Regions from separate parts of the Mus musculus genome. Here regions 2 and 3 are each linked to region 1. The links are chromatin contacts, found by Hi-C or POLR2A ChIA-PET in ENCODE. All regions are on one chromosome and are shown on one strand. The core of a region is the stretch at or near the end of the contact, and the rest is flanking DNA. Distances in the headings are between cores, read along the strand shown.

Region 1 (4,074 bases), core at 910-3,409:
GCCGCCTGCACGAGCAGGAGCAGCCACCGGGGCAGTAGCTGGAACAGACACACTAGTGACCGCAGCGCTGGTCGCCGGGGCGCTAGTGGGGGCAGCGGGCACCGACGCCGACTCTCGCTTGTTCACCGGGAAGGGGAAGACCACGGCGGGGTCCACACATTCGGCAGCCGGGTGGGAGAGGTCGGTAGGCAGGGTGGCCCCGGTGTGGCTAGCACTCGACGACCCACCAAGGGCACGGCCCCCGGGGCTGCTGGCACCCACTCCGGGAGCCGAGCAGGCTGAGCTGACGCCCGGGGGCCCGTGGCCGTGCTGTAGTTTTTCGTTCACTGCGCGCTCTAGCTTCTCGCGGGCAGAGAAGCCGCTCCACATGCAGTCCTGAAGGATGACCGGATTAGGAGTGAGGCCACCCAGGCCCCCGAGACCGAACGCATCCTCCTCGGCCGGGTTGCCCCACAGGTCGGCCTCCGGCAGCAGCATCTCCGTAGCCCAATTCGAAGGCTCCGGGCTGTGCTCTGGGAAGGCGCGGCTGGGCGACAACGGGGGCGTGGGCAGCAGCTCAAACTTCTTCCAGATGTCCTCCCCCGGTGGGGTCGAGTCGGGACCGCCGAAGTAGAAGTCATCTTCGTCCGGGTAGAAGCAGGGCTGCAGTGAGTCAAACTCGAGGTCTGGGTTCTTGCAGATCATCCCCGGCATGGTGGACGCGGTGCAGCTGGGCATGGGTTCGCCTCTCTTTTAATATCTCCGCTCTTTTTAATATGGGGGAGTGCTTCCTTCCCGTGGAGAGCAGCAGAGTCGCGCCAACCTCCAACTCTACAACCAATAGGCAAACCAAGAGAGAATGAGCCAAAGGGGTGGGTTGGTGGGGACAGGCAGTGGGAGCCCCCAATCTCTTCTGCAAGCTCCCCACAGCTCTGGAAGGTGGGAGAAAGTTGAGCGTCTCCCCTACTCCCTCCTTTTGTGTACAAGCTGTCTAAGACTGGGAGTGGGAGGGGGCTTGCAGATGCAGGGGGTGGTGTGGCTCTCTGCAACTTTGGAAACTGCCGTTTCATTCACACAAGGCACTGCCTGGGGGAGGGGGGCTGTTCAAGCTGCAGATCTCAGCTCTTACTAGCGCGACTACCCCACTTGCACTAGTTGCTTAAAGGAAGTCCTTGCTCTCTAGCCCAGCTACCAGGCATGGGATTGAAGTACCTTTCATTCCCCTTTTGCAGAAATGCGATCACGGGAGCGCAAACGCTAACGGGGTTCAGGAAACTTTATTAATTATTAAGGGCCTTTCTCCAGTCAGACCAACAACAGGCAATTACATACAACCCTCTCCACCTAGACCTAGAGCCTCAATCTTGGCAGATACCCTTGGTACTCATCGCTGCCTATACCTATACCCTTTCCATTCCCCTTCCTTCAGAGACCTCAACCTCTTCAACAGGCGGGGGGAAAGGCTGAACCCCATCCCTAGGAATGGTGCAGGGTCGCCGGCGAGAATCGCGTCTCCTAAGCCGGAGCAGCCGTGACCTACATTATCACTCAGGCACCTAGCTTCGCCTAACCCCTTTTCCTTCTTTCCCCGCGGCACCTTTTGGAGAACCCCAGCTTGGGGTGGGGACGCACCGGTTCCCAGTCACCTCACACTCAGACAAATCTTGTGGAGCCGGGCGAATTTCTTTTCGCTAAAGCTATTTCTCTGCCTGGGCCAGGGCTGTAAAAGGGATTAGGGCGGGTCTCTTCCAGCCAGGGTGCCTTCGGGTGCTGAATAGGCTTTTCAGGAAAAAAAAAAAAACAAAAAACCCAGATGGTTTTGTTTCGGAAGCAGACGCGGTGTGTTGCCCCCTTACCCCCTCCCCCAGAAAAGCCCGGCATATTTGGGTGCAGGGTGCGGAGCCGCGTCCAGGGGCTTGCCTAGCCGCAGCGCTCCGCCGTTCCCCGGGCGCTCGAAGCTTCGCAAGTACCGCTTCTTACCTCCCGCAGACTGCCGGGGATCCGGAGGCGACTCGGGGCTGGGGTCTCCGGGTGGGCTGAGGGAGCGGCGGCGGGAGGGGGTTGTCCTCCGGCGGCTGCAGTGTGTGCGCGCTTACGCCTGGCTAGCGCTCGTTCGGCTCCAACCCAGTTCCCAGGAGCCCCCCGCATCCACCCAGCGCGTCCAGACAGATGACTGTCACTGGCTGCGCTTTGAAGCTCGGGGGATATTATTAACTGAAAAAATCTGACACACCCGGGGGGCGGGGAGAGAAGGGGGCTGTGGCGCAGACGAGGGGGAGGGAGAAAGGCAGAGGCAAGAGGCTTTTCCCCGCCCTCTTGATTTCCATAAAAATCAGGGGAGGCGCCAAAGCCTTTCGCGCCAAAAGCCATTTGCTTTTCTCTTTTTTTCCGACTCTCTCTCTCTCTCTCTCTCTCTCTCCCTTCCCTCCTCCCCTCTTCTCCTCTCCCCCTCCTCCCCTCCTCTCCTCTCCCCCTCCGTCCCTCCCTCTCTCCCCCTCCCCCCTCTCGTTTTTCAGACTGCAAGCAGCAAAGCTGGGAAACCCGAGGAGTGCTTCCCCCTCCCTTTTGGACCCCCTGGCTTGCACCCGCTGCACTCCGTGTTTTTTTTTTTTTAAAGGTCGCTGGGTGTGTTCTGGGAATGGGAAAAGAGGTTTCTAGCCCAGTCCCTGCGTGGACTGCGCGCGAGTGTATGTTTGTGTGAAAGATGAGCTCCAGGCTAAAGTGGAACAAGGCCTGGTCGAGGGGCTGTTCGTGTGTGATCTCGAAGGAAGGCGACACAGGAGTGCAAAATGGGAGGCCGAGGACGCGCCCACGTAGAAACAGACCGCAGGAGGTTTCTAGTTTCAAATTGAAAGGAAGGGGCGCCCCCCTTGTTTGAAAATAAATAAGTGCGGGCTACGAGGGTGGCGCCTTACCGCTTTCTTCGGCCGAAGGCGACACCTCGCGGAGACCAAGCAGAAAGCGGAGCCGCACCGCCCAGCCTCGGAGCCCGAGTGGGGCCACCCCCGCGAGACAATTAGCGAATCCTTGCTACCGCGGAAGGGATTGTGAAACGCGTGGAGGGACGTCCCCTGAAGTCGCGCCCACCGTTCCCAACAAAAGCCTTTCCGAAGCCAGGGTTGAATTACGGACCGCTGCTTTCCTTGCCCAAATCACTGACTGCTCTGTATACCTCGAGTTCCTACGGATGGTGACATCAAGGAAAGCCATCATTAATTTGGCCTCTTTGTGTCCCATTTGCCTCACTTACGAGCTGGCGTGAACAGAGAGAGCGCGACATCTTATTTAGACTAGAGCAGGGTGCGTGTATTCTTTCCTCACAGCCGTGGGCACATTTCCCTCCCTCCCCATCCCACAGCGTCTCACTTCTGTCTAGGCAAGCATGCTAAAAGGTTTGTTTCCTAAATGTGGGGCTAAAAATAAATGCTCTTGCCCCACAAAACTTTCCAGGAGTAACCTGGGTCCCTGGGTGAAGCCCTTTTTCAACACACATTCTCAGTAGGGTGGGATTTATCCTTAAACCCTTAAGCTTGTTTGTGGGGAAGCGTCTCCATTTCCCTCTAAATTGAAAATGACACCCCTCATTCACCTCCAGCGAGGAAGAAGAGAATGCCTAGAGAGTCAAGGTCAAAATGTGTATTAGCATGTGTGAAAGTCTTCCCATCTGTCCCCGAATGCCTACATAATTCTGGGGACTGCGGCAGGTTCTAGGAAGTAGCCGTGAATGAGGGTGAGCCACCCTTCCAAGGCCTTTCTTATTGGGCTCACATATGTAAAACCCATTACCTTTGCAAAAGCCTTTAACACCCTCATTTTCACACCCCTGGCCTCTTCCAAACCGAGACCTCCCGCTGAATTCTCCCTCAAGATGCTGGCTCTCTGAAAACTTTGCCTCAGATTGTAATTATACATACACAGCAGGGGCTGTATGGTAAGTGTTCCTGGATGCCGCTGGAGGTAGGCTCCATTGAAAGGAACCCTTTTAGACAGCCAGATCTGGCAGGTTAGTTTTGTTTATTAGTGGCACAGTGGGGGAGAGATAGGTGTGGCTCCCAGAACCTTTTCTTTTTGTTGTTGCTTTGGGGGGGGGGGGAG
Region 2 (4,074 bases), core at 556-3,055, 52 kb after region 1:
ATAGTAATACACTATTACAGTAGTTTAATTTGAGGTCAGGTATTGTGATTCCTCCTGCTGCACTGTTTGTGTTCAGGATGGGTCTGGCTGTTTAGAGTAGTTTTTTGCTTCTGGATGCATTTTAAGAACATTTCCATTTCTTCAGACAGAAGCTCCATACAACTGCCAACTCTTCTCCGATCCTAGCTCCTGGAAACCACTTGTCCACTTTTTGTTTCTAGGATTTAACTAGTCTAGGTGTCTTATCTGAGTGAAACTGTATAGCATTTGCCCTTTCGTCTCTTTCTTCTTTCCTTTAGCATGATGTTTTCAAGGTTAACTCATGTTACAACATCTACCTGAATTGTAATCCTTTCTAAGACTCAATAATATCTCACTGTCTATGTGCATAACCCATTTTGTTTACCTACCTGTCAAAAGATATTTGGGCTGTCTGTCACCTTTTCACTGGGATAAATAATGAATGCCCTGTCAGCATATAGACTTCTTCATATCTCAGATTTTAATTTGTTTGTGTGTATATACATACATTCACACACACACACACACACGGAAGTGAAATTTCTGGGTCATATGCTTGAACATTGACTCTCAAGTAAAGACTCTCTGTAGTGTGACCTGGGGTAGGGTGATCTGGGGTAGGTGCTCCTTTCTGTATGTCACTGGAAATGAAAACTTGAGTTAGGCATCACTTACAGGACAGGGATGGTATATTGGTATGAGAGATAAAGAAAAGAGTCCGTTGGCTATGCAACAGCTATTCACAAGTTAGAGTGGCTGAAAGATTTGTCCTGTTAAGGTGGCCTCTGAGGATTGCCTCTGGCCTGCGAGAGACCCTGGCATAGCTGCATTCCCTAGTATATAGTGTCCCCCCACCCTCCACTTCCTGCAAGCAGATTGTGTTCCTGGAAAGTTATGGTGAGTACTATTTTAGAGCTCATTATTCAAGGAACCCTGGGGTGGTTCCTTCTGGAAAAGCAAGGCTTTGTTGGTGGAGGAAATAGCAAGTTCTAAATGACTTGCCATAAATCTGAGCCTTGGTATACAAGCTCTGGCCTAGTGTGGGATGTCACGGTTGATAGGCTCCTCTCACTCTGCCCGTCCCTGTCACCTGGTGTTTATCCAGGTGTCACCAGGTACAAAACGGATCCTTTCCTTCAGAAGAGAAGCAGTGAGTTTTGTTGCAGCACATGGGCTTGGAAGACTTCCGATCCTGCCTTCCTGGTCATTCTCTGCTGTTATCTGAGTAACACTGACCAAGTGACTTATCCTCTTTGGGCCCTCACTTCCTCATCTGAAAAACATAGATGGCGTGCGGGAAGGATTGGGTAAGCTGACGCTGTTTAGCCCATGACAGAGAGACAATTAGCCTGCTCACATGAGGAGGCCTGGGAAGAATATACTCAGGAAACCTGGGATTTCTTGTTTCAGAATGGTTTTGATGAGGCTTTCAGACCAGCAAACATTGTTTTTTTTTCTTTTGAGCAGCAATGCCAGGATGAAAGATCTTTCCTATGGGTGGACAGCTTTCTGCAGGCCTCCCTAGTGTAAGTAAGGCTCCTGGCTGATTTGTCTGCCTTTCAAACCAAGCCTTTGTTTCACTGTCCTTACTGTGCGCTCTTGTCCTTTTGATCACTTGTTCTTTATAACAAAACAGGTGCCAAGTTCTACCAACAAGCAAGAGCCAAGACCACGGAAACTGTGACCAGCATAATACAAATTGTGTTTTCTGAGCACTGGATTAAAAAAGAACCTCTAAGATAAAAACTGGAAGTAGTTTTCTCAAGAGGGGACTGCTGCTGCCCCATGGAGTCAGGACAAAGCCCTGCCGTCTGTTTGGTGCATTGTGGAATCTCACATTGCTCACATTCCGCCAACCCTCGAGATAGGCAGCACTATGACCATTGTCCTCATTTAGGACCTGCAAAAACTGAGTTCCAATCAGTAAAGCCAGTTGCCCCAGGAAACGAGCTGATGGGTGGATGAGGCAGTATCTCCTCTGGCCACAGCAGGCCAGCAATCCTGAGCCACTCTGTAGGCCTGCAATGGAGGGAGGCTCTTATACTCTAACCATCAGTGTTAACAAACTGAGAGACCCTTTTATGGTCCCAGGCTTATAGCTGGTGTGTGTGTGTGTGTGTGTGTGTGTAGCCATGCAGATGGTTAGCTCATTAATAAATAATAGCCACCATTCTTGACATTTCCAGGGTCAGTTGTGCAACAACTGAAGATGGAATTCCTCAGTGCAGGAAATAGCCTGCACAACAAAGCACTCTTATCTCAGGGGAGGCAGCTGAGATTTCTTGGGCTCCTGCGCCTTCTCTGGCTTGGTTAGTTTTACCCTCAGGGACCCGTCCTCAGACAGGCGCCAGAGCCTCTAAGAGGGTAGGGCTCACAGACCAGCTGAACCCCAGCCTCGCCTGTACTCAACATTCCCAAACATCTGTGGAATGAAGGATGAACCAATTCTTGGCCTTGCCATTCCCATCTGTGAATCAGGACAATAATGGTGTGTGAATGTGTGCACTGTGACAACTGAAGGAGAGATCAGCCCAGCTGTCTAGGCACTTGGAACCAGCTATTAGGTGGTGTGGTGATGGCTTTGCCCATTGGCTAGCTGGGGAGAGGGAAGAGGGGTCTTTAGGTGTTAACCAAGAAGGCTTCAGTGAGCCCAAGATGATGCACTGAGGAAATTTTGTGCACTACCATCTACAGCAGGGGCTATAAAACTCCAGGTGGCAGGAGTCTTGGGGCAAAGTAGATTAGAAAGAGGTTCTGTCACACCTTTCTAAGCTGCCTCATGCTCACCTAGGCTCCTGGGAAGCTTGGTTCTGCTCTCTCAGGAATGAGGATGTGATGCCCCAGGACCTCCCGGGACTTTGTTTCTGTGATTCACAATCGGGAAAAATGAGTCTTTTCCGCCGTGGCCAGGATGACCTCCACGTCCAGTCTTTTTGGCAAGTATCTTTGCATGCACTGCAGCATGTGCTCATGTGTGTGTGTGTGTGTGTGTGTTTCTACCATGCTTCCAATCCTATTTCTCTGAGTGTCTGACTGTGGGGTTCATCTCCATGAACCACTATAGTGGGACTCCACCTGCCTGCTAGTTGATCAGGTCTCCCTTGTGGCCTGCCCTTTAGCCTGCCTGTCAGAAAGCTCTTCTGGTCTCTGGCTGAGGTCAGGGGCTGTCACGTGGCAGGGAGAAGAGTGGAGTGCTAACAACTGCCTGACAGCTGGTCACAGCTGGTGACAGCTAGGCTGGCTTGGGCGTGGGAAACACGATTCAGGCAGCAACAGCTGGGAAGAGGACCACACTCAGAAGACGAGCTGATGAGCCACCGTGCCGTGTGCAAAGGGCAAGACCCCACTCCTACCACCCTCTCTTGGACAGGGGCCAGCACAAGGGGTGGCTCAGAGCCTGCACTCCCAACGTTCTTCTCAGAGCCTGGTCAGAGACTGTTCTTTCCGGAGGTTCGAGGAACCTCTCCGGAGGTTCGAGGAACTCCTCCTTGCTCCTGCCCAAGCACGATGTGGGTTTCATTGATGGGTTCCTCGGGGTAGCAACACAAGGGGTGTGCACATCTTGGAGCGTGCTTACTTAGAAGCTGTGCATGTCGCCTTGCAGCAAAGGGGCTCCGAAAGGGGGAGGGGCCTATCAGAAGCAGTGAGAGCCGCCTGACTCAGATGTTGGCAACCAAATTCACATCCTCTGGAAGCCACAGTAAGTGGCTACAGAAGTTTGTTTGTTTGTTTGCTTGTTTGTTTGTTGTTTATCAGGCCTGGGATTGAATGCAGGACTGCACACACTAAGCAAGGCAAGCCTGGGGGATGAGCTGAAACCTGTAACCTACTCACTGCGTCTCCCAGAAGGCTGTGGTGCTGTGAGCTCACCTCCCTACCATTTTCTAGCAACGCAGACTTCGCTGCCATTCTTCACTGCATGAGAGACCATCAGAAGCACTCCAGAGGGCTTATTTTCCAGCTGCTGCAGAAGACCTACAGGGATGTCAACATTAACACAAGCTTCTGTCACTTCTCTTGTCTCACAGCCGCAGCTGTTACTGGAAGGACCGA
Region 3 (4,074 bases), core at 667-3,166, 37 kb before region 1:
GAGACTTAAAGCAGCCATGAGAACGATTCTGAGCAGCCCCATTTCAAAGGGATACCCAGCCATTTTATGAGGCAAGATGGCCCAGGAAGGAGAGGCAGGTTCTTTAGCTGTGTGGTCTTGGGTAAGTCACTTAAATTCTCTAAGCCACACTTCCCAATATGCAAAATATGGTCATTTTCTGTCATATGGAATCCTGAGGGCATTTTTTAAATGTCTGGTATAGATGGCACTTTATCCTAAGCCTAGCAGGTCTCAGACACTTAGTAAATGCTTGCAACAGGTGCCACTACCCAAGGACCTCATTGATTCTTTCCTCGAATGCCCCTCCCTAGATCACATAGGCCACACATCTTAAAGTTTGAAGGGAAGCTGAGATTCAATCAGGGGCAGAATATGGCCGGAAATAGGCTTAAATGTGGACAGAGTGGCTGACCTTGGCATGGTGGGACACTCAGTGAGTACCACCAGTGCTTTCAAGATATATCAATGTGACCTAATTGTTGCTTGCTCTCAGGTTTATAACCAACCCAAATTTCTTTCTTTTTTTTTTTTTTTTTTTTTTTTTTTCCGAGACAGGGTTCATGGTTTCTCTGTGTAGCCCTGGCTGTCCTGGATCTCACGCTGTAGACCAGGCTGACCTCGAACACAGAAATCCGCCTGCCTCTGCCTCCCAAATGCTGGGATTAAAAGGCGTGCGCCACCACTGCCTGGCGCCAACTGAAATTTCTAAGGAAAAACATTTCACAAGGTCAGGTACTATGAAGCTTCACTGTGCACACACAGTAGAGGGTCATAGGCTCTCAGGAAGCTACAGATCTACTGCTGGGACAAACAGGTCCCAGAAGTCCCCAAGGGTCCCAGGCTGGCAGAATCATCAGGAGGGATGACGGAAGTTAGCCTATGGTTCCAAGACTCTGATACCAGGATCTGGGAACTAGACCTCAGTAAGAGGCTGTGGGGACATTCCCAAGAAGGACTGTCGTTAGCCTCCTAAAGGGGGTCCATCTTTCTCTCTTATATGCATAGACACAGATGGAGACATAAGTAGATATACACACAGGGAGAAACACACACACACAAGCACACTGACACATACACACATACAAAGATACACACAGGAACATGGACACACACAGATGGAGGGAGACACACAGAACTAGTGACATTTACACAGATGGGAGACTGACACCCACCAGAACACCAAACCACAAACGGAGACACACACAATCACAGACGTACATATGGACATACAGACACAGAGAACAGAGGCCTTCACGGAAAAAAAAAAAAAACAAAAACTGATGGGGAGAGAAGGAGAGGCTGAGAAGAAGGAAGGAAGGAGGAGAAAGAGAAGCAGAGGGAAAGAATGCAGAGCTCAAAAGGGCCACACAGGAGAGCCCACCCAGGCCTCTGAGGGCAGATGGGGTGTAGACACAACCCTGCCCTCCCTCTGCCTGTTATTTCAAAGGACTACATCCTTCAGGTCCCTCCCACTTGGCAGCTCCTAATTTAAGCCTGTGAAGGTGTTAGATTGGATAATTCCACTATGGGGACCAGAGGAGACTGCCAGGGGTAAAATGACCAGGTGGAATACACTAGGACTAGGGCACATTGAGAAGAGTATTAAACAGCATGGCAGGAAGGGGGAAAGAGACTTCGGAGAGGGCTTCTCTGGGGCCCCTGAACAAGTGCCTGCAACCCTGCCTGGAGGCTGGGAGCGCTGGCAGACCTAGGCGGCGGCGGCGGCAGCAGCAGCCGCTGGCCAGCCTGGTTTCCCTCAGCTACAGACAGCCTGGCTCCAGGCCCACCTCCCGGTGCCCTGGGCCTGACATCTTCTGGGCAGAGCCACGGTGCCCCAGGAGCCATGTGGATGGTGTTAGTAAACACGCTTTCTTGCGCCCAGCCTGGCAAGGCCTGTGGGCAGCGGGAGGGCGTAGAGCTGGCAGCTCCCACGGCTGGGCAGGAGGACGGGAGGGTGGACCGGCGGGCAGACGGGCGGGCAGGCCGCCCTGCACAGCCAAGCCAAGGCCCAGAATGGAGCAGCTGCTCCTGTCACCATGGAGACGGAACTGAACAATGAGCAGCCAGAGATGCAGCATGGCTGCCTGGCACCGCGGCCACACTCCCGCCAGGCCCTCACACCTACACACAGGAGCTCATGCACTCACCCTCATGTGCGCCTGCATGCATGGACGTACGTGCACATATGCGCACACACGCATGCAGAGTTCCAGGAAGGAGAAAGAAATAGAGAAACCGGGTAAGGACAGTAGAATCTATAGAAAAGGAAGGAGAATGTGAGATGAGGTTCACAGCCTTACAGTTGCAAAGTTGAGCAGAAAAAAAAAAAAAAATCTCACCCTTTGATTCTGGCTAAAAATACCTTAAAAAAAAAAAAGGCAGCTTTGCAGAGGGTCATGTGGTGCCCTGGATTCTTGTGTAACAGGAGAGCTGAAGGGGTTCTAATTAGCAAAAGGCATCTTGAGTCCCATCCCCTTCCCCCTTGACGCGGGTTGCTGAGAGACCCTCACAAAGCTGTTAGTCCCCAGGAAATGAGGATACATTGTTAAAAATGAGCCTAAATCCCAGGTGATTCCTCTCTCCAAGACAATGCAGAGAGGAGGCTGGCTGGCTCAGCCACGGGCTGGAGAGGAGTCGGAGAAAGGCCCCCGTCCAAGTCCTTTAAGAAAAAGTAACCAGTGGCATCCGGGCAGGGAAGGTGGGTGGGCATCAGCTTGTAGTGCACAGGGGCACCTTCTGGGCAAGTTCCCCTTCTGTGAACTGGTGAACTCTTAGCCCCAGCAGCTCCTAGATCCCCAGATATTACCTGCTCCTGCCACTCAGAGGAGCATACAGAAGTTTATGAACACTGAGGAAACAGACAGGATTACCATGAGTTCAAGCCAGGTGTTGGTTACAAAGTGAGACCTTGTCTCAAAAAGCACAAAAGAAGGCAAAGAAAGAAAAGAAAGGGGGAGGGGGTTGGAAAGAAGGGAGGAGGCAGGAAAAAGGGAGGGGAAGGAAGAGGAGAGGAGAGGAGAAGGAAGAGGAAAGGGGAGGGGAGGCCAGCCGATATAGGTATAGACAGACATCTCCCTAACTATCCCTTCCAGCCTGGTATCTGGAAACTCAGTCTGCTCTTCTCAGCATCTCTGTCCAGGGGCTGACAGACGCTGTATTTCAGCATTATCTTAAGCTTCCAACAGGCTACTTATTTTTTCCTGGCTTCACCTATTTCTCTTCTTCCTTCTGGGCAGGTGAATGCTGTGTGAAGATAGCTATCCTGGAGGCCTGCTGGATTCCTTTAGTGGAAAATAGGAAGACTTACCAGTTGACCTGGCGCTACTGTCTACACCGACTTCCAGTTCAGAAAAAGCAAATTCTCAGAAGACTCTCAGGAAGTAGTGTTAGACCCATGACATTGACCGCCATGTAGTTCAGGGGCCCAGAGCCGAGGTGAGAAAGTGAGGATGTAAGAACTTAAAGGTATTTCTAGGCATAGAGTTTTAAAGGAGAACACAGAGAGGAAGCAAGAGGAACAGGGCACGCTGGGAACAAGGAAACGCTTGAAAAGGTAAAGGAAGCCTGGGTTGAAAGAGAAGCCTATGGCCCTGAATCCGGAAAACTGATTCGGGATTAGCAGGTTCCAAGCCTCCCCACATTGGTTGCGCACAGCATGATCCATCTTCACACTCCCAGCACCTACTCCCGGGGGCATCATGACAGATGGACAGCAGTAGACATTAAAATCACAGTAGGCTGGAGCCAGGCTCTTTCCCCAATATCCACATCCCCTCCCCTTTCAGGATCCCTTCTAGAAGCTTCTCAAGCTCCAGGGAGCCATCTGCACTGGCTCAGACGTGGCAGAGAAGGAATTAAAACGTGAGAGGCAAGATCAGAGAGAGACTTGCTCCCCTCAAGAACCTCTTAAGTAGAGGGAAAAAGGCAGGCAATTTTTAATCATCACGGATTGTTTAAACTTCTGAATCCGTCTTCTGCGGAGCCTAGGGAGCACCCATTGTGGCTGGTACCCAGCAGTAGTCCTTGGTCCACCTACCCCCAACAGTCACACAC

The links. A loop is a pair of places that touch in the nucleus more often than their neighbours do. ChIA-PET counts read pairs that join two places held with the same protein, here RNA polymerase II (POLR2A).
Region 2: a map of mouse trophoblast stem cell shows a loop between it and region 1 (2.1-fold over the local background). The contact joins the enhancer-like site here to the promoter of Mycn in region 1. A Hi-C loop is called at or near these places in 5 of 37 maps with a recorded cell type or tissue (heart, mouse embryonic stem cell and mouse trophoblast stem cell). POLR2A ChIA-PET finds 5 or more read pairs at or near these places in 4 of 5 experiments (Patski and embryonic stem cell).
Region 3: a loop to region 1 is called in a map of gastrocnemius, with 5 times the contacts of the local background. The contact joins the enhancer-like site here to the promoter of Mycn in region 1. A Hi-C loop is called at or near these places in 3 of 37 maps with a recorded cell type or tissue (gastrocnemius and heart). POLR2A ChIA-PET finds 5 or more read pairs at or near these places in 4 of 5 experiments (Patski and embryonic stem cell).

The regions. Positions count from the first base shown.
Region 1 is chr12:12,939,677-12,943,750 of GRCm38, forward strand. It overlaps Mycn (v-myc avian myelocytomatosis viral related oncogene, neuroblastoma derived), which reads right to left and starts at 2,160. Exons shown (of 3, transcript NM_008709.3): 1 at 1,960-2,160; 2 at 1-810. The coding sequence starts at 717. RefSeq lists an enhancer at 2,931-2,959.
Region 2 is chr12:12,992,171-12,996,244 of GRCm38, forward strand. It overlaps Gm35208 (a long non-coding RNA gene), which reads left to right. Exons shown (of 4, transcript XR_381277.3): 2 at 1,127-1,328; 3 at 1,489-1,547; 4 at 1,658-2,179. Among named protein-coding and RNA genes, the nearest start is that of Gm35208, 6.8 kb to the left of the region's middle. Within about 2 kb of position 1,806, at least 1 of the 3 ENCODE cell types and tissues checked has a DNase peak (open chromatin) inside an H3K27ac peak, as active enhancers do; it is heart, where a contact is called at or near this core.
Region 3 is chr12:12,902,807-12,906,880 of GRCm38, forward strand. No RefSeq gene overlaps it. Among named protein-coding and RNA genes, the nearest start is that of Gm40271, 4.6 kb to the right of the region's middle. Within about 2 kb of position 1,917, at least 3 of the 3 ENCODE cell types and tissues checked have a DNase peak (open chromatin) inside an H3K27ac peak, as active enhancers do; they include gastrocnemius and heart, where a contact is called at or near this core.